3 separate regions of the Mus musculus genome follow, and all the other regions are linked to region 3. The links are chromatin loops, found by intact Hi-C in ENCODE. Cell type or tissue: heart. All regions are shown on one strand. Each heading gives the region's core, and the rest is flanking DNA. Links, peaks and the distances in the headings are about the cores only.

Region 1 (7,616 bases), core at 1,972-5,971, 78 kb after region 3:
ATTCCATTGCTGCAGCCAAGCTGGAATGTGGCTTTGTAGCTGCTTCGGGGTCACCTGAACTACTGTATCTCCTCACCCACACCCTGAAGGAAAGCCCAGTAGGCTTGCTGGCTCCCTAAGTTGGACTTTCGTAGACTGTTACTGGTGCCCTGAAACAAGGGGGTGTCTGCTTGTTTCTAGCTCTCTGGGGAAGGAGTTCTGCAACACAAGGTTGTGGGGAAGATGAAGATGTCGCATAGTTGGTGGGGGTGGGGAAGCTGTTGATCCTCAAGTGCTTGGAATGTAGCTTTAGAACACGTTAGGGAGGGGTAGGGACGAGGAGCCAGACTCTCTCCTTGGAGCCTCTGAGGGTAGTGCTTGGAGCCTGCTGATGGGTTGACTTCACCCCCAATAAACCTATCCTCGGTCTTCAAACCAGCACAACCCCAAGAGGGGAAGTGCGTGTTGCTTTAACTCGTCAGGAAATTTGTTCTAGCAATCAGAGGAAACGAAGACATCCAGAGAGAAGCTGACTGGCCCCTGCCCTCCCTCACCTCAGCAGGTTTCAGAGCCAGTCTGGGCTCCCAGGAACAGAGGCACTTGGGTGCGTCCAAGATTCTCTGCCGGGGACCAGTGCTGGAAGGGTTCTGGAACCTGAGGACCGATGTGTGGTGTCAGTGAAAGTGAATACAGTGGCATTTAAGCAGGTGGCCCCAAATAGCTGGAGCCATCTTTATTTTTACAACCACAATCCTGCTCGCCCGAGCACTGCCATCATTGGTTATTTCATTTCAAGAAGTCGTAACATCGGGATTATTGTAAAAGTCCCCAGTAGTTTCCCTTCCTCCTTCTCTTTCCCACTGGGTTAATCACCCCCAATCCTATTTTGTACTACAAAGCACAATTTCAACAAACCAAAAGTAAATGTCCAGCCAGGCATGTCCTGTGAACATGAGCACATGCTCAGCTGGCAGCAAATGAAGTTATATGGCTGTGCAAGATGAAAGACACATTAACCATGTGTGGGCATACGTCCACTCGTCAAATAGGAACCCTCTGTCATAATACTTTGTAAGTTGCAGACAGAGACATGTTCATTGTACCAAGGAATCTTTCCTGATAGGCACCTGCCGACTTTTGAAACCATCCTTCCGAAAACCATCGTTTTAAGTCTCTATCAATCTGACACAGCTTCCACATTTAAGTCTCTGTTGGCCAAACATAGTTTCCTCAGAATAGTTATGCAAGCAGGATTGCTCTCCACAACTGCCACAGACTTACTCAGTGTGACTGTAGCTGTTTCTCTAGGGACATAATTATGTGTCCCCCAAATACCCAGGACTGATGGTCACATCTGAAGGATCGATAGAGGGAGAGAGAGGAGAGGAGGGTTTTCAGAAAAGCATGGGATCATCCCCAGGGCTTCCAGCCTGCATGATACAGGCCTTGCCCATGACAACAAAGTGAAACTAAGTATTGCTGTGAGTATAAAGAGCATAGCAGAAGCAGAGAGAGCTTGTAGCACGTTATTAGGTAATAAACATAGAAACCACCAATATTGTCACAGATCCCTGTCAAGTGGGAAGGGGTCTCCATAGGCCTTGCCACAGTAGAGTCCCATCAGTGAATCTGTTTCCCTGCAGATACTGCCATGGCCACCGCCAACTCTCTCAAAGCTAGGAGCGCAGATGCCTGGAAGACAAAACATGGGACATTCCGTGGCAGGGGAAAGGGACATCAGGGAGTCTCTGGCTCCTCGAGAACTGGAACTTATGAAATAGGAATCCCGAGGAGCTCCCCACAGGGCTTAGCCACCCAAGTGAGCAGAGTCATGTTCAGGAGCAAAGGAGGGCTCAGGAGCAAGGAAAGACATCAGTGTCCCAACAGTGGCAAAGCCCACGTAGAGAGAGGAACCTGGAGCTTAGGAAGGAGCTAATCAGTGCTCCAAGCCTGTAGAAAGGGCAAAGTCTCTGCTTGGAAGGTGCTCGGTGGATCGACCCCAGATGACTTTCCATGTATGCTCCCTGCTGCTGCTGAGAGCCCTCACTGTCATAGTCCTCCACCCTAGCCCAATGCTCACGCCAGTCTGGTCCCCATCCTAGCTCTGTGCCCACCCCAGCGCCATCATAGCTGCCAATTCTCGTGTCCCATGGTCGGAGTTCTGAGTAACTCCGTTGCGTCCCTTCTTTGATCTTTGAGACTCTTTACCTCACAGATTTCATCCTTTTTTTAATTCCTGGACCATCTCTAGGCTGCCTGAAATGCTTTTTAAGGAGCAGGATAGATTAATACATAATGGCTAGTCGGATTTGCCCCACTACTAGCTGAGTAACCTCGGTGCTCAGTTAATAGGGCCCTATGCTTCTCTCCGGGATGCCGCCGCCTTTCCTGCCTAGATTTTGTCTCAGGATCCAGATCTATGCTGTGGAGATAGGGGAGTGAAGTGAGTCCACAGGCTGTCTAAAAAGAATCCAGAAAGAAAGAATCCTGACACAGACCCCAGTGTGGATAGCTCTGGTGTAATGTTAAGGTCTAGAATTCTGTATCTGAGTCCAGTTCCTTTTCCTGGGAGCCAGGGAAAGGGCAGTCAGTCTTTGGTGGATTATGAGTAACCAGCTGCTCTTGAATACAGGATTAAAAGCTGTAACCATAATATCCACAAGGAAGCTAGAACTAAGTGTGAAGGTCATCAGATTGGGGCAAAGCCAACGAAAACCTTCGAATGAATGAGGCTAAGTTGCTAATCTTTCCATGGGTAATAAGGGGGAAGGGGCATGCATTGGCACAAGAGCCTACTCATGGCTGCTACTGTGGGAGGCATAAAGCAATAAAAAGTAGCCCCAAATTTCCAACTCCCTCCATTGCTTTTGGGTTCCAGAGGCTTCAAAAGGCCTAGCCCATTAGCCACTGAGGTTAGATAGATTTTTACCCTCCTGTGAGTCCTGCAGATATGTTTTCTCTGAGGCTGTACAACTCCCCTTAGCTTTGGCCAAACTCTGTGTGACCCTGAGCTTAACCTTTTGCAGGTGGCTCTCTCACAGGGTGGAAATATTTGCTGTTAATCATGACAATGGCTTCCATTTATCACACAAGGCTCCACTGCCAGGTTTAATGCTGAGAATTCAACCTGTGTTTTCATCTAAGTCTTTCAACACCTATGTGACATAGACTCTAGTATATATTTATTTTTAAATCTGATCAGGAAGCTGAGCCTTAGATGTATAAAGCTGTTTATCTGAGGCCTCATGGCTAATACTCCAGAACTCAGGATTTGAGCTGAGATGTCCGACTCCAGTCTCAGTGTCTCAGCTAACCCTTGGTCAGAGTTCTTTGAGGGGAACATATGGGCAGATTGGTTGGCAAAGGATTGCCAAGTGTGTTTAAGAACGTATATGAAAGATTCTTGATGTTAGGGAAAGAATTAATGTTAAAAGTTTGATATATATTCCTGATAAAATTAAATCAGTGAGATGAAAAGACAATACACACACACACACACCAAAAAAAAAAAAAAAAAAAAAAAAAAAAAAAAAAAAAGCAATGGAAATACTAACGAGAGAAAAAGTTTATCAACCTAGTAAGAAAACAAATACAGCCTAGTGCGTGTGAGGGAGAATGAGAAAAAAGCAGTCCGTAAGCCGAAAGCAGCCCTGGGGTGTAATGGAATCTGAGCCCCGACCTTGGACTTCGGGACTGTGAGAAACAAATGTCCATGGTTTATAAGCCCGCAGTCTATTATAGTTTGTTAATGTAGCCCAAATAAACTAAGATTTTTTAAATTACCTACAAGGAAGATGAAAACCTTGTGCAATATAGAAACGTAATCATTGTGAGAATGTACACAGAAAGAAAATTACAACTGTGCACTGCTGTGTGCTCATCAGATTGTAGAAGATAAAGTGGCGACAGGGAGCGTCTAGGGCGTAGTTGATTTAATGCACTCCTAATTTGTTGTTTTTGTGTTCCTGGGATGAACCTTTTAATTTTGCACTCAACATGTGTTAAGCTTAACGAGATATCTGATCAAAAAGTAATAAACATTTTCATGCTAATTGCCAAGGCAAGGTCAATTACAGGTTGCCTGGGCCGCTGGGGATTTCGGAGATGTCGCACAACTCAGGGGTTGTGCGCGTGGGTCCCCCGCGGTTGGCGTGGCCTGGGCCGTGAGGTGGCGCGCGAGTGAGGACCACAACTCCCAGGCGCCCGCGCGCCACCTCACCGGGCCACGTGACTCGCGTGGCCAGGGCGCGGTAGCAGCCGCAATCCTAGTCGAGTCCCAAGTAGAGTCCTGAGTAGAGTCCCGGGCTGAGTCCCGAGCAGCGAGCGGACAGACGCGACCCGGGCGGCCGTCTAGTGTGCTCACCATGCCGGTGAGTCTGCGCTGTGCAGCGGAGGGGACGAAGGTGGACGGGCTGGGCGGTACCCTGGAGATCCTCGCAGCTCTCGACCCCGGGGTGGGGTGGGGGGGAATGTGTCATCGCCGCTGTCACAGCAGGAGTAGGGCTGGGGAGCGCGGCAGGAAAAGCTAGCTGTGGCTCTGGAAGTTTGTCCCTCTCTGTTAGGTAGGAGTCAGTCACTACAGCCAGGCCAGCCCCAGCTGGGACGCTGCAGGTGGGTTGGAGAGCAAGGACAGCTGTCCGCGGTCCCTTCCCGGGCTCTAACCAGATTTAGGGCATTCCGGAAAGGTTTCCTCCAAGGGTGGTCCCGCAGGGTTCAGCCCCTGAGTACACTCCCCCCGCCCACCCCCACCCCCACCCCCACCCCCGGCTCGGCCTGTCCTGGGCAGGTTCCTGGAACTGTTTCTTTAACATGGACCCAGTTACTCCCCCACCTCCCAATCTTTCCTATGAATCCGAAAGTAGGGCTTTCAACAGACGTGTTTTCCTGGTGAGGTTCCTCTTAGACAGAGAATGACAGCTTGCAAGACTCTGCTCTCTGAGGAAATCCTCTGTTTCTTCATGTCACAAAGGTGTCTGAATGTACGACAGGAAGTCTAGCCAGGCTGTTTGGTGGAGAGGCGTCCCACCTCCTGCAGATCCATTAGTACAGGAAATGGATGGGAAACCCTTAACAAAGGTCTCCAGGCAGTCAGCAGCACCACACAGGCCTCCATCCTTTTCTGGTGTCTGGTTAAAAACGAAGGCACTTTTCTTTAAATTTAACCACAAATAAAAGGAAAACAAAAAACAAAAAAAAAATCAAGTCTTGAGAATGGTTCTTTTCTTGGCTACGGTCCCTCCTCTGTGAGGTGCCGCCCTGCATAAAGCCTCGATAAACTGCCATAGAGGCAGATTTATCTCCAGTGGGAACTCGATAGGGTTCTGCCCTTGCATACCTCACCGCAGAACCTGCCAACTGAAAGCTGCGGTCCCTTTTCCTAAGTCTGGGTGTGCTGATTTCAAATCCTTTTCTTTAGCCAAAATACAGAAGTGAGGAAGGGCAGGGGGAACAGGAGTTTTGAACTCGGTAGGAAGTGGAATGAATCATTCCTTATGAGTGAGGACACCCTGCAGTCTGTCCTGACAGCTGCCTCCTGTTCCTGCTTCCCAACTCTCCCAGGCAGCTGCCTCTCCTCCCACAGGTGGCATTGTCTCCAGGACATCACTGGGCCTCCCTGCTCCTCCCTGCTTCTGTCCCCTCCTGTCCCCTCCTGTTTCCATCTCCCTTGCTAAGTGGTTCAGATGCCCCCAGCCTTCTCTCCTTGGTCTCAGCCTGCACATTTCTAGCATAAGAAAAGGAGAGATTGCTTGAGAGAGGTGTCTAGGTTTTCCTGTAGATGCAAAGGGTGTTGGCTTTTTTGTTTTTGTTTTGTTTTGTTTTGTTTCTTCTGAGGTAGTTGGCCTGGGTCCAAAGAATGATAGAATAAAATGAGTTGTGGAAACTCCCAGTTGACCAGATGAGCTACCAAAGACATTCCATTCATGCATGCCAACTGCTTTACCAGCCAGACTGGGTGAAGGCGTGCTGAGCACAACCTCCACCTGGCAGAGATGGTGCGGGAGGTCTCTCCTGCAGGCCTATGAAGGCACCTGTGGTATACATGGAGTTATGCCTGTTTGCTTCACAATATTGTTCTTTTGTGAGCATTTTCCCCAGGCCATTAACTATTCATGTGGAATTCTAACGAGGAGCCTCAGGATGGTGGAACTCAAAATTATTTTCCTATTTGGTACTATTTTAGCTATTTATATCTGCCAAGTGCTGCTTTCATATTAGGAAGATAAAGTACTCACTCACTAGTCATCATGATTCTGAAGTGACTACTCGTATCTCCAGATAGAGGCTCTTACGTAATTTACAGGGCCAGTACCTACCTGTACCTAGTAGACAGGGGATGGGGTGATTCAGACCGCTTCTCTAGGCATGCCCCTACAGACACCTGCCCCAGAAATACCCAGAGTGCTTATGGCGCATGCTACCATTTGAAGCTAAGAATGTCAGCTGGAAAGTTGTAGGACTCTAAGTGCATGGGCCTACAAACAAAAGCTCAGTTAAGTACCTGGCAATAGCGAAGGTGGGATGGGAACTAAACATGGTGCAAGCCTGTGCAGGGCCTCGGAAGACAGAGGGCTGTGCGGTGGTGCTATTCAATCAGATCTCTGCAGATCTAGGGTCTTCAGGGGGGTTAGCTCTAGTGTAGGCACAGCAGTGTTGCTGATGCAAGTCAGAACTAAAAGGCCTATGTGCCAAGTACAACAGCCATCCCAACATTCCAGTTCCACAGGGGTCAAGCCTAAACATGGGGAATAGAACACACACAGTTGAGACATCCCTCTCTACTCACAAGTAGAGACATAGTTTTTTTTTGGGGGGGGGAGGGGTTGTTGTTTGTTTTTTGTTTTGTTTTGTTTTTTGTTTTGTTTTTTGTCTTCTCTTGTTTGTCATTGTGCCTCAGTGTCGGAGTGAAGCTCACAATGGGAGCCTCTCTGCATCAAGTTCACAGGGATCTGAGAAAGTAAAGCCAGACCAAGGGAACGTCTTCCTGGGGGTCAGTCTCCATTTTACAGGTGGGGAGGCTGAGCTCCAACAGGAGCTTGCTGTGTGGCTCTTCCTATGAGAAGAGGAAGGCAGAGACGGGATGTACAGATTCAGAATCTGTGTTCTGTCCACTTGGCTTTGCTCCTCTGTTCAAACTGTACCACGCACAGTGAGCATCGGAACCCTTTCCTCAAATGGGTCATCGCAAGACCATTTGGCTCTTCTCCTGGGTTCTGATTGACAGGTCTAAGTAGGCCCAGGCACATGTATTTTTAGTAAAGCCCTGGGGTCTTAAGGGAACGTGATGTCCTTCACTAAGCTGCTTGGGCAGCGTGGAGCTTGTTGGCAGTCTCCACACTCAGTGGCTCACCTGTAATTCGCTCTGTGTATGTAGAACCAGGCCTGTGCACACCTGTGTTTTGTTGTTTTGTTTTTTGTCTTCTCTTGTTCTTCATTGTGCCTCAGCATCTTACTTCCTAACCTCTTTCCACCCGCTTTGCATCCTGTTTTTCAGCTGTAGCCTTGACCACTGGCTTTCCTTCCCTGTCCTCGGATACCACAGTCCTGTTTGCTTCCTTTCTCTATCCCTTGAGAGCCCCAAGCATCACTGTGGGGAGTGCATGGGGATCTTTCCACCTGTGGTTTCCTCCTATCACAGC
Region 2 (7,616 bases), core at 1,972-5,971, 310 kb after region 3:
ACGTGTATGTGTGTCTGTGTGAGAGCGTGCACTGGTGCATGTATGCATAGAGACCATAGGTCAAAGCTGGGTGTCTTCCTTAATCATTTTTCACCTTGAATTTCTTTGCTTTGGAGACAAGGTCTCACTGTGTAGCTCTGGCTGGCGTAGAACTAGCTATATAGACCATGCTGGCTTTGAACTCAGAGAGACATGGCTGCCCCCCATGCAGTCCCATGCTGGGGTTACAGATGTGTACCACCATGCCACAGGTTCTCACTGAACCTCGAACTCCCCAATTCAGGCAGACCAGCTGTCCAGCAAACCCCAGGGACCCAGGTTTCTGCCTTCTCAGCACCGGATCACATTCTGCACGTTCTGCTCAGCTTTCATCACGGGTCTTAGGACTGAACTCAGGCCCTCAAGCTGGAGCAGCACGCACTTTACAAACTGAGAGTGTGCCCAGTCCTCATCTTCCCCTCTCAACTCTTCCATTTCTCACCTTGGGAACTCTGCTGGGGACGCCAAAGATCAGGACACAGCGCAGGCCAGCTTCCACCAGAGGTCTCAGCATCTCTTCTAGCTGGTTTACGCCATACCTGGGGGAGGGACGGGGTAAGGAAATGTAAAGTGCTAAGGTAACAGGTGCCCTGCGCAGGCCTCCACCCCTTCAAACAATGCTTCTGCTAAAAGCCTGGCTGTAGGCTGGGGCTACGGCTCTGTGGGAACAGGCTGGCTAGCATGTGAGAGCTCCTCAGCAAAACGCTCAGTGAAGAGCCAAGCTGTGCAGGAACCCAGAGTGCAAGACCCACAGACCAGGGATAAGCAGTAACATACCCACCACAGGAGTGGGCAAACAGGGTCATAAACAGAGTGCTACAGAGTTAGCTGTGGCAGACTACTCCATGGCTTTTACTCAAGTCCCACTCAAGCCCAGATTCTGCCTGCAGCAGCCTCTGCCACAAATGTCCCCGATGATAGAACGCTTGTCACTTTACGAGGTCGTCTTCTGTACTGGCTAACAGCTTAGTCTCCCATGAAATCCTTCTTTCCACAGTGCCTTTCCAAATCTGCTACCTGCTGGGCGTGCTTCTATTTCCTGGTACTTTCACCCGTGAAATCTCTTCTCTTACCATCCCCTTGACAGTCACCACACCTCCTACCTGGCCACTCCTGGGAGGCTGGCGATAGGCTGGACATCATCAGGAACATCCCTGTAAGAGCAAGGGAGGGCTATGGATTGATGGCTGTGGGAAGGGGTGGTGGCAACAGTGCCTGGGAAGGATGAGAAGAGACATGGAAGTAGAGATGGAGGGAGTGCATAGGATCCTGTGTGTGGCTCCCGTGCCTGGGCAAGCCCAGGGCCTGAAATAACAACAGGAACAACAATGTGGCAGTGAGAACTGCAATAAGAACAGTAATCACTGGGAGGACTTGGACTCTCAAGTCACAGGGTCCTTGTGTCCCAGCTTAGATACATTCTGACTTAAGTGACTTTGGCCAAGACATGCCATCTTCATTTCAGGGCTTGTACGGTTCCAAAGACTACTGTCCTTAACCTCACAGGCCACTCACAAAACCTTCTGTTCCAGCCCACAGCCCACTTTAAGGCCCCCCTCCTCCCAACAATCCCATTGCCTGTTCCAGTCACACACGTGCTCCTACCCTGGGCAGATCCAGGGTCTGGCCCATTTGGGGGACTCACGTGACAAAGATGGGATAGATGAGGTTGGAGGCACTGACGGTGGAGGCAGCAGTCTGCCAGCTCCGAAGCAGTGGGTGAAAGTAGCCGCTGTGCAGAACAGACTGGTGGTGCATGGTCGGGGCAGTGGAACACAGAGAAGTCTGCTGGATGGAGTGGCGGCTCCTGGGTGTCTGCTGCAGCCTCAGCTCTGTAGGGGGCACCAGGAAACAAAAGACATGTGCCTGGGGTGCCGGCTGGCTCCCACGGTCCCGCCTCCCGCCCTCTACAGCCTCTGCTCCTCATGCTGTGGTTTTATCAATTGCTCCCTCTCCAGGGCAAGGTAAGGCAGGGATACCTGTAGAACCTTCAAAGCAATTTCAATGTCATAATAGTATTTGGGCCATGGTTCACAGGACTGCTAGTTAAAAACAAACAAACAAACAAACCCCACTAGTTTTCTTTTTTTTTTTTTTAAGATTTATTTATTTATTATATGTAAATACACTGTAGCTGTCTTCAGACACTCCAGAAGAGGGAGTCAGATCTTTTTTTTTTTTTTTGAGGGAGTCAGATCTTGTTACAGATGGTTGTGAGCCACCATGTGGATGCTGGGATTTGAACTCCAGACCTTCGGAAGAGCAGTCGGGTGCTCTTACCCACTGAGCCATATCACCAGCCCCCCCCCCCCCCACTAGTTTTCTAATAACTGTAAATTGTGTCCTAGCAAAGAATCAGAAAATTAGGAATAAAAGAAAAACCGAGTCGATTCTTCCTGTGTTCACTGTGAGAAGCACTGATCACCGCAGCGTTTAAACTTCAAATACTCCATGAAAAACGCCTACAATTATGGCGGATTCAGAGGTTACAATTTTTTTTTTTTTTTGTGATGCCATGGACATGTCAGGCAAGCATTCAACTACTGAGTTACAGCCCCAGCCTGAGTGCTTTGCTTTGATTTTTGAGACAGGGTTTTACTATGTAATTCAGGCTGGCCTCAAACTTGCTTGACAAGAATTTTAGATAAGCAGAAACTAAGATGCCCTGGAATTTTGCTGTTAGTGCCAAGTACTGCTAAGACCCTGCTGTGTGGGCTGAGGCAGTAGGCTCATTGTGTACCAAGCACTGTATGTATGACTGACGCGGACAGGCACATGCACCGTCCCGGTCGGTGGCTTCTTAGAGCTCCTGCGACCAAGGAGCCTTCTGTGCTGGCCAATCAGTGCCCTACACTGTACTTTCTTGTCTCCCCTCCTTCCCCCATTTTGTTGGTTTTCTTTTGAGACAGGGCTGGCTCTGAATTTCCTGAATGTAGCTAAGGATGACCATGGACTCCCGATTGTCCTGTGCCTACCTCCCAAGTGCAGGGATGACGATGAGATCGGAACCCCAGACTTTTACACACGTTAGGCAAGCACTTGTTTTGTGATGCCATGCTATCACCTTTCCCTACACTGTGCAGCCTTCCCTCAAGTAAGCATGCCACCAACTTCTCCCTTTCCCACCGCCACAGCTTCCTTCTTGCCCACTTCATAATCTCTCTTATATAACAGCTCCTTGTGGCACTGGCTTATCTTGTGGCTAGCTGACAGAGCTTCTGCAGGAGGCAGGGACTGTGCTGACTTCATGTCCACCTCCCACACCAGCCCTCCCCACACACTGACTCTAGCATAGGGCAGATATTTCATCCTGCTGAGAACGAGACAATAACTGCATGCCAAGTCAGTGATAGAAGACTGAAGGAAACCCGGGTGTCACATTATTTCAGGAGCACCTACTGTATGCCAGCCCACCAATATACCCTCATAGGTGCCTTCTGGAAGTCATAGGCCAGTCCCTGGAGGCAGGGCTGATAAGTGTACTGCAGAACCTGGCAGCCCAAGCCTACATGATCTATGGGCCCAGAGAGGAGGGCAGAAGAGTTTGTAGAAGACAGGGCTTGGGCTCTGTTCTGCAAGATGCGTGAATCTGGCAAGGATAAAGAGAGTGTTCCTTTACGAAAGTGAATGAGGATGACTGCAGACTGGTCTGAAGTCTTGAGGATGTAGCAGGGGTCATACAGAAGGGGTGGAGGGTTTTTGACAGGGATGAGTTCTGAGCAGCAAATAGGGCACTGGTCTGGCCAGAGCCTGGCTTTGAGAGAACTCTGTGGCTGAGGAGAGCAGACAGGAAGCAGAGGAGCACAGGAGCCATGGGAGGCCAGGAGGCGGAGGAGGAAGGGCCATCTGGAGGCAGCCAAGAGGCTGTCCCTTAGGGCGGATGCTCTGACCCAGGGGGCAGCAGAGACAGGGACAAGGCAGGAAGAGGGTGGTGGGACTCAGAGTTGGACAGCCAGCTCCATTTTAGACATTTCCTTTTGGCTACTAAGCAGCCAAGTAGGAAAAGAAAGGAAAGGAAAGGAAAGGAAAGGAAAGGAAAGGAAAGGAAAGGAAAGGAAAGGAAAGGAAAGGAAAGGAAAGGAAAGGAAAGGAAGAAAGAGAGAGAAAGCCACAGACAGTAGAGGCTGGAAGGCTTGAATCTCTGCTCCTCCAACAAAGGGGACATCAAGAGGGGGCACTACTCACCAAAGTCCTACAGCAAATTACCAGTGAAAACAAGCCCAGAACCCAGGGGATCCTTCAGTGTGCCTGGCTGTGCTCCCACTCTCTCAGGCTCCTTCAGCTCCCTCCCAAGCAGCTCAGGGGCCCACCTTATCCCCTTTCCCTCCTTGCTGGGGTTGAGGTTATCAGGAACCACACAAGGACCAACCCTGCCACCACACCCCTGGGTGGGCCAGCCTCTTCACAGGACACAAGAGAGGCCAAGCCTCCTTAGAGATGTTCTGGCTCCTAAGTAACACACTCAGCACATTCGAGAGTTTATCTATATAGACTCTTTGTGCAGAATTTGGTTCTCACATCTGCCAGGAGGTTGCCCTGAGATGTACAACTATTTGCTCAAAATGACATAGCTGGTTAATGATAAAGCCCCGAATCTGAATTTGTGCTGGACTCCAGTTGGTCTCCCTCTACCTAGGTGCAAGGTGCCAAAGGCAGTACTTTATCTCATTGAAGTTACATTGCGAAATCAACATAACTCTTAGCAATTATGAAATAGAGGCTCAGAGAGGTTATGGAACTCGCTCAATGCCATTCTGGATTGGAGTCAGGTTTTGGAACCAGGTGCATATTCTGCCCCAGAATCATCTCTGTAGCAGGCCCTGGCTTCTGGAGTCCACACCTGCATTCCCTGGCGTTCACTCATCTCCTTTAAGAGCTTAAGGGAGCAACGCTGATAGGCCATCTGCCCATAAGTAAAACTTGGAGGGCCACGGAGGAGCTGCGCTGCCCAGATTTTACTTCAGGGTAGCTGGGAGGGGAAGGAGGGGAAGAGAGGAGAGGCGTGTGCAGAGGCGCACCTCAGCAGTTCCTGGTTGCTTGTGGTGGGGAACCCCTGGACCCCTACGCTCCACCACTGAGTTACATTCCCAGCCAGAACAGTCCAACTTTGATTTAGGCTTTGTTTGCTTGCTTTGTTTTGAACTTTTAAGGGCTTATTTTATGGCTAGGAGTGTTTTGCTTGCATGCATGCATATGTATCACATATTTGCAATGCCCACAGAATTCAGAAGAGGTTGTGTGGTCCCCGGAACTAGTGTTGCTTATGGCTGTTGAGTCAACCAAACCCAAGTCCTCTGTGAGAGCAACATGTGTTCTTGATCACTGAGATATCTCCTGCCCGGATGCAGGTTTTTATTTTGGCCACTAGATGAAACTGAAAGAGACGTTGGTGCCGACTTAAAAGAAAAAAAGCTCTATTCAATCCCTCACAGTTTGATAGGAGAAATGAAGGGATGGAAGGCCACCTGAACTCACACAGTGAGTAAGGCAGAGGTAGGGACTAGCCTGAGACTTCCAGCCCAAGGCCCTGTACTATACAGCGTGTGATAGCAGATGCTTAATGAACGTCCATAGAGTGGGAAGGTGCCCAGAGTTGCTTCTGTTTTATAGAACCAATTCTAGATCAGGGTTTTTCTTTGAGAGAAGTCCTTCAGAGTCTGGAAGATTTCCAAACATGGGCAGGGCACTTTCCACAAATTAAGGGGGTTTGCAAACTTGAGCTTAAACCCTGTGCCTCATACAGTAACACAGGGGCCTAGGAATACAGGAACACAAGACCACAGGGGCCCAGGCTACCTTCTCTCCCATTGTACAACAGGTTCACTCTGCTAGCAAGCTGTACAAGGTATTGCAGAAACAACTGTTTCTGGGCCAAACAATCCCAGAGTCGATTCTATAACGACGGGCAAGGCCTTTCAGATCCTCCCCCACTTTTTTTTTTTCTTTCAAGATTTAAAATGTGCTGATATTATCAAGCCTGCGTGAAGATCAGATTACTGATGAGGTATGTCTAACACCACGGTAGCAGCGGCAAGTAACGCTAAATGTATGGCTAGTGCTGAGCTGGGATGAGTAGGCTGTACTGTGTCTGACCCTTCGCCACACCTAGGGAAGGACATACATTCCAGCCACTGCCTGAGGTGAGAGAGGCTAGCCGCCCTCCAGCAGCACGTACTAGACAAGAAGGAAAAGGAACACTGTAGTTTCTTAGAGACACTGCGGGGTAGCTTTTCTGAAAGACTGTAAAGGTCTCACCTCCCTTAGGAGGTAGCATCCCACAACCTGGGAGTGAGACTGCCACTGGGAGCAGCTGAGAGAAAGCTTCAGAGCCTGGGCTCCCAGGTTGTACCCCACAAAGAATTCCGGAGGCTGTGCTCTTGGCATAAATAGTAGTGAAGTGGTGCCAGCTCGAGCAGGCTCTGCCCTGGCTAGGGAGGAGACAAGTCAGGAGGGCCAGCTAGGTAGAAGGTTCAGAGCTGGGAAATCTGAAGCCCAAAGAGGCCCAGGAAAGGCATCTGTGGGCAGTTCTGAAAAGGTACTGCCCGGTGGCTCATTTGCATTTCCTGCACACTCTAGCTGCCACCTGCCACGGTGTTAGGAGGGGTTAAAGAAGAGACCTTAGACCTCATCTAGTGTGGGCGCTTAATCCCCCCTGCTGCCCGGGTCTAGACATTTCAAGCTAGGAGTTGCCTTTCCACAGACTGCTAAAATATTCTGGCTGAGAGCTTTTACATCAAACAACTGTAAAACTGAACTCGAGAAGGGCAGGTCTCATACAGCAGGTCAGCTATAAATATGGTCCAAACTTCTGGAGTCTAGCAGCCCTCAGTCCTCACCAGGACTTTTGGCATTAGAAGGACAGAGTTCACACGTTATAGTCCCAGTATGGAAGAGGCGACAGAGATTCCAGGTGAGAGTAGGGGAAGAAAGGTTTAACCTAGACCTGGCCACGGCTGGTAGCAGGGTGGTTAGTATGTGACTTTGGGATTTAAAAGGCATGGGGACAAATTCTTGTTTCAAGCTGCATGACTGCTTTTCTTCTCATGTGGTCTGGGTCTTAAGCGGATCTCAATGGATCGTTGTATGACTGAATGAGCAGAAGCAGGAGAGACCTAGCACAAGCGACCCTTATTGTTTTCCCCACTTCTCCAGCCTGCCAGACAGATCGCGCTCTGCAGAAACCGAGGCTACCCCTGAGGCCTCCGAGAAAGGGGGCGGGTGGAGCCCATCTTTGAGTCCCGAATCCCGGACGCAGCAAGACCTTGTAGCGGCAAGAATCCCGCCCACTCTAGTAGGTGCATAGGGACAGCGTCTCCGCTACAGCGTCAGAGCTTCGGGAACACAGCGCCATAGGGGTGCACCTCACCTTGTTCTGGGGTCCCGTCCCCCTTCAACCCGCCACTTCCCAGAGGCCGGCGCCTGCTCACGTACCAAGGACGCTGCTCGCCGCCGCTCCGAGCCGGGCTCTGGACACCGCGCTCTCCCGCTCTAAAAGCGCAAGCCCACGTGGGGGCGGGGCGGCTCACCCGGAAGCGGCTCCCGTACCGCCCGCCCCTCCGGGAATGCAGCTTACGCTC
Region 3 (7,616 bases), core at 2,296-6,295:
CTGAATTCATTAAGAGAAAATATGACACATTAGGGAACTGGTGTGCAGGTAGAAGACAGGGACAATTGAGGATTCTTTTTTAGATTTGGTAAACAGAAACGAGATTGAGAGTTAAGAGCTCAGCGATGGGCATACAGGATGGAAAGGGGTTGGGGAAGGAGCTGGGCACGTCGGGCTGCTGAGCCCTGGACTTCAGCTTTCCCCCTATCACAGAGTGGTGGCTGATTGTACTTTTGCTCTTTATGAAAGTACATGCATCACTAGCTCCTCAGAAGCATGGCATTTGGAATTGCAGCACCTCTCCTATGAAGAGATTATGCATGCCTACCCTCTGAGCCAGATGCTTAAATGTAGCTACAGTGGAGCTACCACATCCAAGCAGTGATTCATACAAGGATTAATTAAGTGGTTTCATTTACCCTTTTTTTTTTCTTCTCCATAAGAGCTTGTCATGAGCCTCTCATGTGGACAGGTTTATAGAAAAAGGAGATATTAGAATCTCCAAAGAAAACATCTGTACTTTGAATTCCTTTTCTCCTGAGAGATTCTGGTTGTTTTGTTTTGTTTTTTGTTTTTTTTGTTTTTGTTTTTGTTTTTTCTACTAGTTCCTGGTTAAAAAAAGAAAACCTAGGACTTTTAAGAAAAAAAATTTTTTTTCCATATTGGGAATTAAATCTAGGTCCTTGTGAGAAATCACTCTATTCTGAGCTGTATTCCCAGCTCTAATAAAAGTTTACAAATTACTCTTTGAAGAATTCCAAACTTACCGCCAAGAAACGAAAAACTTACTTGCACTTGTTCCTGCTGTCTTGGGCCTTGCTATTTTTTTCAGACTACTTGGGCTGGCTTTTTTCCCCTTTCCCGATGATGGCTCTTCTTCTTCCAACACGGAGACTATGTCTTGTTTGGGATCTTGATTTCCTACTCATAAGAAATGAGACACTGAGTGTTGGACCAAACATCTCAGAAATCAAGCCCTGATGATGTCTGTACTTCAGGGTCTTTCAAGGCTAATAAACATATATGGTTTCTAATATTTCACAATAAGGATGCCCATGTACCTCAACTGAGTAAACCTTCCCTTTTGGATGCAATGGCACAAGCATCATTCCTGGTACTGAAAAGGGATTAAAACTCCCTGACCAACCACCATCACTATCACTACAATCACCACCACCACCACCACCACTACTACCAAAATAAAATAAAATTAAACAAAACAAGAAAACATCAAGGACTTGAGAAAGAAGGGATTGCAGTGAACATGTTCTGGGTGGTGGGGAACTATCCTTACCCATGGAGGCTGGATTGCTGCAGTTCTCTAGCTTCGTATCCTTGTACACATCTCTCTGCACAGGTTCCAGCTGCTCCCATTCCTTCTAAGTAAAAGCCACAGATAAATCTATGAATGTTACTGATTCCTATCATATTCTAGATTCCTATTATATGCCTACATATTCCTATCATATTCTCAGTCTGGCACTTCTCAAATCTCCACATTCCTGAGTTTCTTCTCACCTCAACTATTCACTATTGCCCACAATACACATTTAAACATGCCCTCTCAACATGTAAAAGCAACCCTCACAGACCAGCAATGTGTGACTTGGATCTGTCACTAATCTCCACCTCACAGACTTCCAGTCTAACTCTTAATAACCCCCAACACTCACTGCCACAGCGCTCGAAATAGCCAGGTCAGTACAATTTTCTTTAATCATGTGAGTAATTTTAACAACAACAACTCCCAACACAGCACTTACCCACAGGTTCCTCAATCACAGAGTCCCACAAGGCACATTGATCTCTAACTCCCAGAAGTCCCCAAATATCTAATCTGACTAATCCCAACTCACTGATACCAATAGAACTCTTTAACATTCCAGAAACCCTACTCTCTGTCAGCAAACTCCATCTCTAGCCTCTCTATTTACTTTAAATAAAACCCACCCATCTCCCAGGGATCCTGCACCTTACAGTGATATCAAGTAGAGGCTGTGTTTAATTTTTCTCCATGGCTCATGTACCTTAGGATCTAATGATAGACAGAAACAATTGTTTCCACCAATTCTTAACTACGTTCACTGTCTCAAGTCTGTTTACAGACTCACCAGCTTTTAATACAGTAACCTTTAGTGATTCAATAGGAAGAGTGACAAGGCTCTGTGTTGTAACTGTAATCACAGGTATATTTCATTACAGCTAAGGACTCATAGCAAATCAATTAATCAGGATTGAATGAAGTCTGTGTGAAAGCAAACCCAGGCATCCAAAAATCCTTTCCCAGTAGAGTCACACAGAACACACTAATTCCTTCAGAAACAAGTTTGGGGCACACATGTGAAATGGGTTGGAAAGCTCCAGCAAAGGTCCAAAGAGATTTTTACTGGGGGGGGGGGGGGGGCTGGGTTCTATCAGAACCAGCTACTTGCATATACAAAAATCCTACACTCCATTTCCTGAAGCCCAAAAGCTAATCTCAATCTCATTATCTATATTAATTCACCATGTTCACATTCAGATGTACTCTCAATGTGATTTAATTTTTCCAGTATAACTCCAAATTGTCACTATAATCTCTTGTCTTTGACCATTACAGTAAACTTCTGACCTCTGGCACCTACTTGACCTGTAGTTCATCTTCCATAGAGTAACCAGTGATGATCTTTTTGATGTATCAATCAGATCAAATCACTTCCTTGCTTAACCCCAGTGGTTTATACATCTAACATAGCCAATATGATCTTACATGATCTAGAAGCTTCTACCACTGATATCCTATTTTTCTACTTCCTCTGTGCGTGTTCCAGCCACAATTTTTTTTCTTTTACTATAACAGGAAGCTAATGTCTATCTTAAGGCTTTAGCAATTGACATTCTTCTTTGAATATTTTTGGATCTCTGCATTAACCACAGCCTATCATTGTGTTCAAATCAACTGCCATTTCTTTAAAGATTATTTTTAAATTTTATTTACATTTCTGTTTTGTTTTGTTTTGTTTAAAGATTGATTTATTTTATGTATATGAGTACACTGTTGCTCTCTTCAGACACACCAGAAGACGGCATCAGATCCCATTACAGATAGTTGTGAGCTACCATGTGGTTGCTGGGAATTGAACTCAGGACCTCTGGAAGAGCAGTCAGTGCTCTTAACCAGCCCCTGCTTTAAAGATTAACTTGAGAAACAAACACTTCCAAGCTTTACTCTCTACCACATCATCCTCTGTTACTTTCTTCATAGCAGTTACCTTTGCCTGGAATTATCTTACTTACACGGATATTTACATTTTATTGTCTCTTTTCTGTTTCTCAAATTTAAAAGGCAGACTCGGAGGTGGGGAAGGGGGAGGGGAGAGAGAGAGAAAGAGAGGAGAGAGAGAGAGGAGAGAGAGAGAGCGAAGTTGGGTGAAGAGATGTCTCAGTTGTTAAGAGCACTGGCTGCTCTTCCAGAGGACCTGGGTTCAATTCCCACCCACATGGCAGTCTGTAACCCCAGTTTCAAGGGATCCGACACCATCACACCAATGCACATACGATAAAATTAAATAAATTATTTTTAAAAAGAGACTGGCCCTATATGTTGCTACTTAAAATTCTCTGGCATAAAATAGGTGTTCATCTTATACTCTGTTTTACAATTTTCTAACCATTGACACTCAAATATCCCTCAGTCACTAACCTTCCTAAACCTCCTCTACATAGAAGTTCCCAATTACCATTCTTCACAGAACAGTCACTAACCTCCACTCAACTCCAGTGACCTTACAGAACCTTCTATCATAAAACCCTGAAAACTCACAAAGCCTTGGCCTCAGAGTCCTAGTCACAGAATCATAATAATTATTATTAATTCCTACCAAGAACCCCATCACTAAAGGGACAGTTAGGACTACTGATACCCTTTCTCCCTAGATGACAATCTGCCATCCAAATAGGCACTTCAATATAAGACTTCTTGTATTCCACCAACTGTCATCTGCTCATTAGCCTCCAGGTTCCCCCCTCACTGCCAGTCATAGCACACAAAACGAGGACTCTTAAAGACATTGCTTATTAGACTTCCAGAAATGCCACCATTACTGACCCCAAGGGCTCAAATTCTAATCCCCACATATTCCAAATGAACCAGTTCTCCAAATCTCAATACTGCCCCTCCCACAGTGCAGCCTGTAATCCCCAGTTACCTAAAACACCAGCTCCCAAGCAGTTCAAATTCTAATCCTTGTAGGGCTTCCCGTCTGTAATACATCACAAAGCCCTCATTTCAGATCTTGCTAGCTTTCCAGACCCAGACTCAGTCACTGTGACTATTACAGATGCCTCCCCGCTCCCAAGCATCACTTACCTAGACAGATCCGTCAAAATACTGATTTCCGAAAGTTACAGCAATCCCCAACTCCATATGCCCCCAATATCACGGGCACTTAATACTCCATATGCCCATAATACCCCAATACCTTGGTCCCTTAGAACACCGGCCTTCCCAAAAGACTATTCAACAACAACGCCACAGATTCTCAAATCTCGTCCACTAGGACTCCAGTCACCCTCCAATCACCGACAACCAAACCAACCCCAAGCCCTTACCGCCCTCACCGCATCGCTTTCCGCAGGCTCGGATGTAGCCATCTCCTCCGGACGCCTGGCTTTGTCCGCACTCCTCCGATCCAGCGCCTCTGGCTTTGTCAGGTCCTCGATGGAGTCAGAGGCCGATATGGCGGCCACCCCGGGCACCGCTTCAGAGGGTCCGGGGGCTTCGATGGCGGAGACCTGCGGAGATTGCTTGTGGGCGCGGCCATCTTGGCATGGACCCCGCCGTACAACGGAGGCGCGGGCGCCTCTGGGATCACTGTGCCGGCAGGGCTGGCGATTCGTGAGTCCTGGTTCCCGGAGCTGCGACGTGTCCCAGGCAGGAAGTGCTCAGAGGAGCTGCTGCGCGGGACACGCACCCCAGACCTAAATTCGGGAGGCGCGGGGAGGCCTCGCCTCGGGGGTTCTGTTACAGAATTCGGAATTACTTTTCCAAAGGGTTTTCCAGTTGCGGTTGCCGGGGAAACCCGGGAAGCAGGATGAGGAATCCAGAAAGAGAAAGAAACCAGAAAAGCTGGTCTAGACTAGTAACGTTGACTTACAGAGAGAAGACATTTATCGCTAAGACATAGCAAAAATTCTTTGGATTACTGTTATAATGGAGAGGGGAGGGAAGAGGCCGACAGCGAACACGGCACTCCTGGTGAGAGCCCAGCACTGGTGAAGACATTTCCTCAGAACTGCACAGCTGTTAAAATGACTTCTCAGTGCACTACTTAACAAGCTCATTGCGTTTACTCAACAGTTTTTATGTAGAATTTTTGATATGTAAATATGTACAATCCATGTGCAGGATGAAGAACAGGACTACACAACCTTCATCCCCCTCCTCAGTTTGGATTCGCAGTAGGGCAGAGATGGTGAGATTACTGCAAATGCGTGGTTTCTCATTGATTGACTCAACACCCCTATTGGAAAATGGATCCAGTGAGGAGACTGCCTGCAATCCCATTACGCAGGAAGCAGGGGCAGTGTTTTCAAGACTAGCCTTGTTATATAGAGTGAACTTGAGGTTAGCGTGAGCTATCCAAAGCACTTGTCTCAAAAGGGCAAAATAAAATAAGGGTTTTTATAGCTTTATTCAATGTACAGCGGGAGAAAGAACAGAACTGATTTGTGGGGGCCAGAGTATAAATATAAGAGTTAGTTCTCTCTTTATGGGGATCCAGGGACTTCACTCCGTTCTCCAGACTTACCTACCACAATGGTTGCTATTTACACTCCGAGCCTTCTCACAGGCACTAACATTTTAAGCTGTTGCTGTTTTTCCTGAAGTCCCCTTCTGAAAACAGAACCTAGGGCCTTGTGCTTACTAGGCAACTAACTACTCTGTACTGAGCTAAAGCCCAAAGCCCAAATTAAAAACAAACAAACCTGTTTTGCATGCCGCCCCCGCCCCCGCCCCCACCCCCACCCCGTCTGCTTGTCTCCCTTAGTTTCACCTCCAGTTCTTGAGCCTCTGGTAATGGGGTATCCACCAGAGAAGACTGCTCAGACATGGGTTCAAGCCAACAGAAAAGCTAGCCAGTGACTTCCCTGGGTGTTTGGGATCCCAGTGTAACACTGAGCCTTCCTCGGGATGTGCTTTTAAGTACAAAAAAACATGTTCTGGGTTGACATATTTCAGCTAACAAGAACAGTTAGCCAGAAACAGAACTGCAGAAGCAAAAAAGCAAGGAACTTAGAGTTTGTATACATAGCACCAGACCAACCTCCAACACTTTCTTTAACCTTTCTCACCTTCCTCCCCCCGCAACCCCCCCACCCTGCCTTCCCCCCTCCCCTCCAGGAGAGAAATGATAAATGAGGAGCGAGGGGTGAGGGGAAGAGAGATCCTCAAATCTAAACTTTGCTTTGTTTCTTCCCTGACCACTACCAATAGCAACCTGTAGGCAGCACCCTAAATCCACCGAAATACCAATAACTACCTACCCCACCTCTTGGGAATGAGGGCATTGTGTTTCTTGCTGTCTGATGGCAATGGCATCTTTGGATGAAAATTGGGATGTTGGCCAAGTCCTGGGAGAGTTGGTTGTTTCGTTTGCTGTCCAGGAAAGAGCATGCCTTACTGAGGCAGTCTGAGAGGCTAGACCACCTGCAGCCAGCTGCTTTGACTTCATTGGTTTGTTCAAGTGCTGATTTCTGTGCCCAGAGATCTAGTTGCAGTCTGGACTTAGGACTCAGTATTTTGTAAAACAGTTTTCCATTACCTCCTGATTGGTTAAATAAAGAGCTGATGAGCCTATAGCCAGGCAAGAGAGCAAAAAGTGGGACTTCAGAGCTGGGGGGGGGGGGGGGGAGGGAGAGAGGGAGGGAAGGAGAGAGGGGGGGAGAGAGAGAGAGAGAATGAGTCAGCACACAAATGAAGGAATAGGCCAGGCCAGCATTGTCAGGTTAGAATAGTTCAGAATCTGTCCAGCTATCATGCCTGAAGCTTTTATAAATACAAAGTCATTATTCAGAGCAAGGGCTGGCATAGAAAATTCATATTTTTACATTGGTGTCTGAAAACACACAAACTATTAAAAGTAACATTGTAGGGACATGTTTGTATTAGCACATGTATGAAATGTGTGGTGTGTACAAATCAGTTAATGATAATTCTCTGTTCTATGCCTGACCAGGTGAAAGGCATCTCTGTAAGTCAGGTTGAACCGCATCACTAAACTGTAATGGAGTGCTATAAACCCCATCCATGCCATCTGAAAGGATGGCAGGTAGTAGTAGGTCACAAGGACCAAGTGGTCACAAAAGGTTCATAGGCTACTGCAGAAACATCATGGTTCCTTGACTTACCCCTCTGAGAGTCAGAGGGTCAGGGATCGATGTTTTGAGACTTGTACCTGTATACAGGTCTCCCAGGTCAAATAGAATCCTTATTAACTTGGAAGGAATCCACAGCTTTTTGTCTCCCGTGGAAATAAAGGCATAGCTTCTTCCCTAATGCAGCACATTTCCTGACTTCATTGTGAGGTTAACACACCCTTAACTATCCTTAATATCAGATGATTTAAATCAGCAAT

The links. A loop is a pair of places that touch in the nucleus more often than their neighbours do. Peaks named below come from ENCODE experiments on the same cell type or tissue, not always from the same donor. Only the 100,000 strongest peaks of a DNase experiment are listed, where the experiment ranks them.
Region 1: a loop joins it to region 3, with 2.1 times the contacts of the local background. A loop is called at or near these places in 6 of 42 quality-filtered maps.
Region 2: a loop joins it to region 3, with 3 times the contacts of the local background. A loop is called at or near these places in 3 of 42 quality-filtered maps.

The regions. Positions count from the first base shown.
Region 1 is chr4:62,282,226-62,289,841 of GRCm38, forward strand. It overlaps Slc31a2 (solute carrier family 31, member 2), which reads left to right and starts at 4,204. Exons shown (of 4, transcript NM_025286.3): 1 at 4,204-4,349. The coding sequence starts at 4,344. In heart, for the core only: a CTCF peak has its summit at 4,101; DNase peaks (open chromatin) are centred at 4,306 and 4,906; H3K4me3 peaks cover 1,963 bases; H3K27ac peaks cover 1,608 bases.
Region 2 is chr4:62,512,390-62,520,005 of GRCm38, forward strand. Alad (aminolevulinate, delta-, dehydratase) reads right to left here. Exons shown (of 12, transcript NM_008525.4): 1 at 7,471-7,616; 2 at 1,685-1,871; 3 at 1,143-1,193; 4 at 482-578. The coding sequence starts at 1,797. Among named protein-coding and RNA genes, the nearest start is that of Alad, 3.9 kb to the right of the region's middle. In heart, for the core only: a CTCF peak has its summit at 3,912; DNase peaks (open chromatin) are centred at 3,262, 3,892, 4,362 and 4,912; H3K4me3 peaks cover 3,501 bases; H3K27ac peaks cover 3,255 bases.
Region 3 is chr4:62,203,730-62,211,345 of GRCm38, forward strand. Zfp37 (zinc finger protein 37) reads right to left here and starts at 4,817. Exons shown (of 4, transcript NM_001290351.1): 1 at 4,600-4,817; 2 at 1,295-1,379; 3 at 790-921. The coding sequence starts at 4,632. It overlaps Gm30451 (a long non-coding RNA gene), which reads left to right and starts at 5,195. Exons shown (of 2, transcript XR_390634.1): 1 at 5,195-5,236; 2 at 5,387-5,673. In heart, for the core only: a CTCF peak has its summit at 4,595; a DNase peak (open chromatin) is centred at 4,792; H3K4me3 peaks cover 2,368 bases; H3K27ac peaks cover 2,304 bases.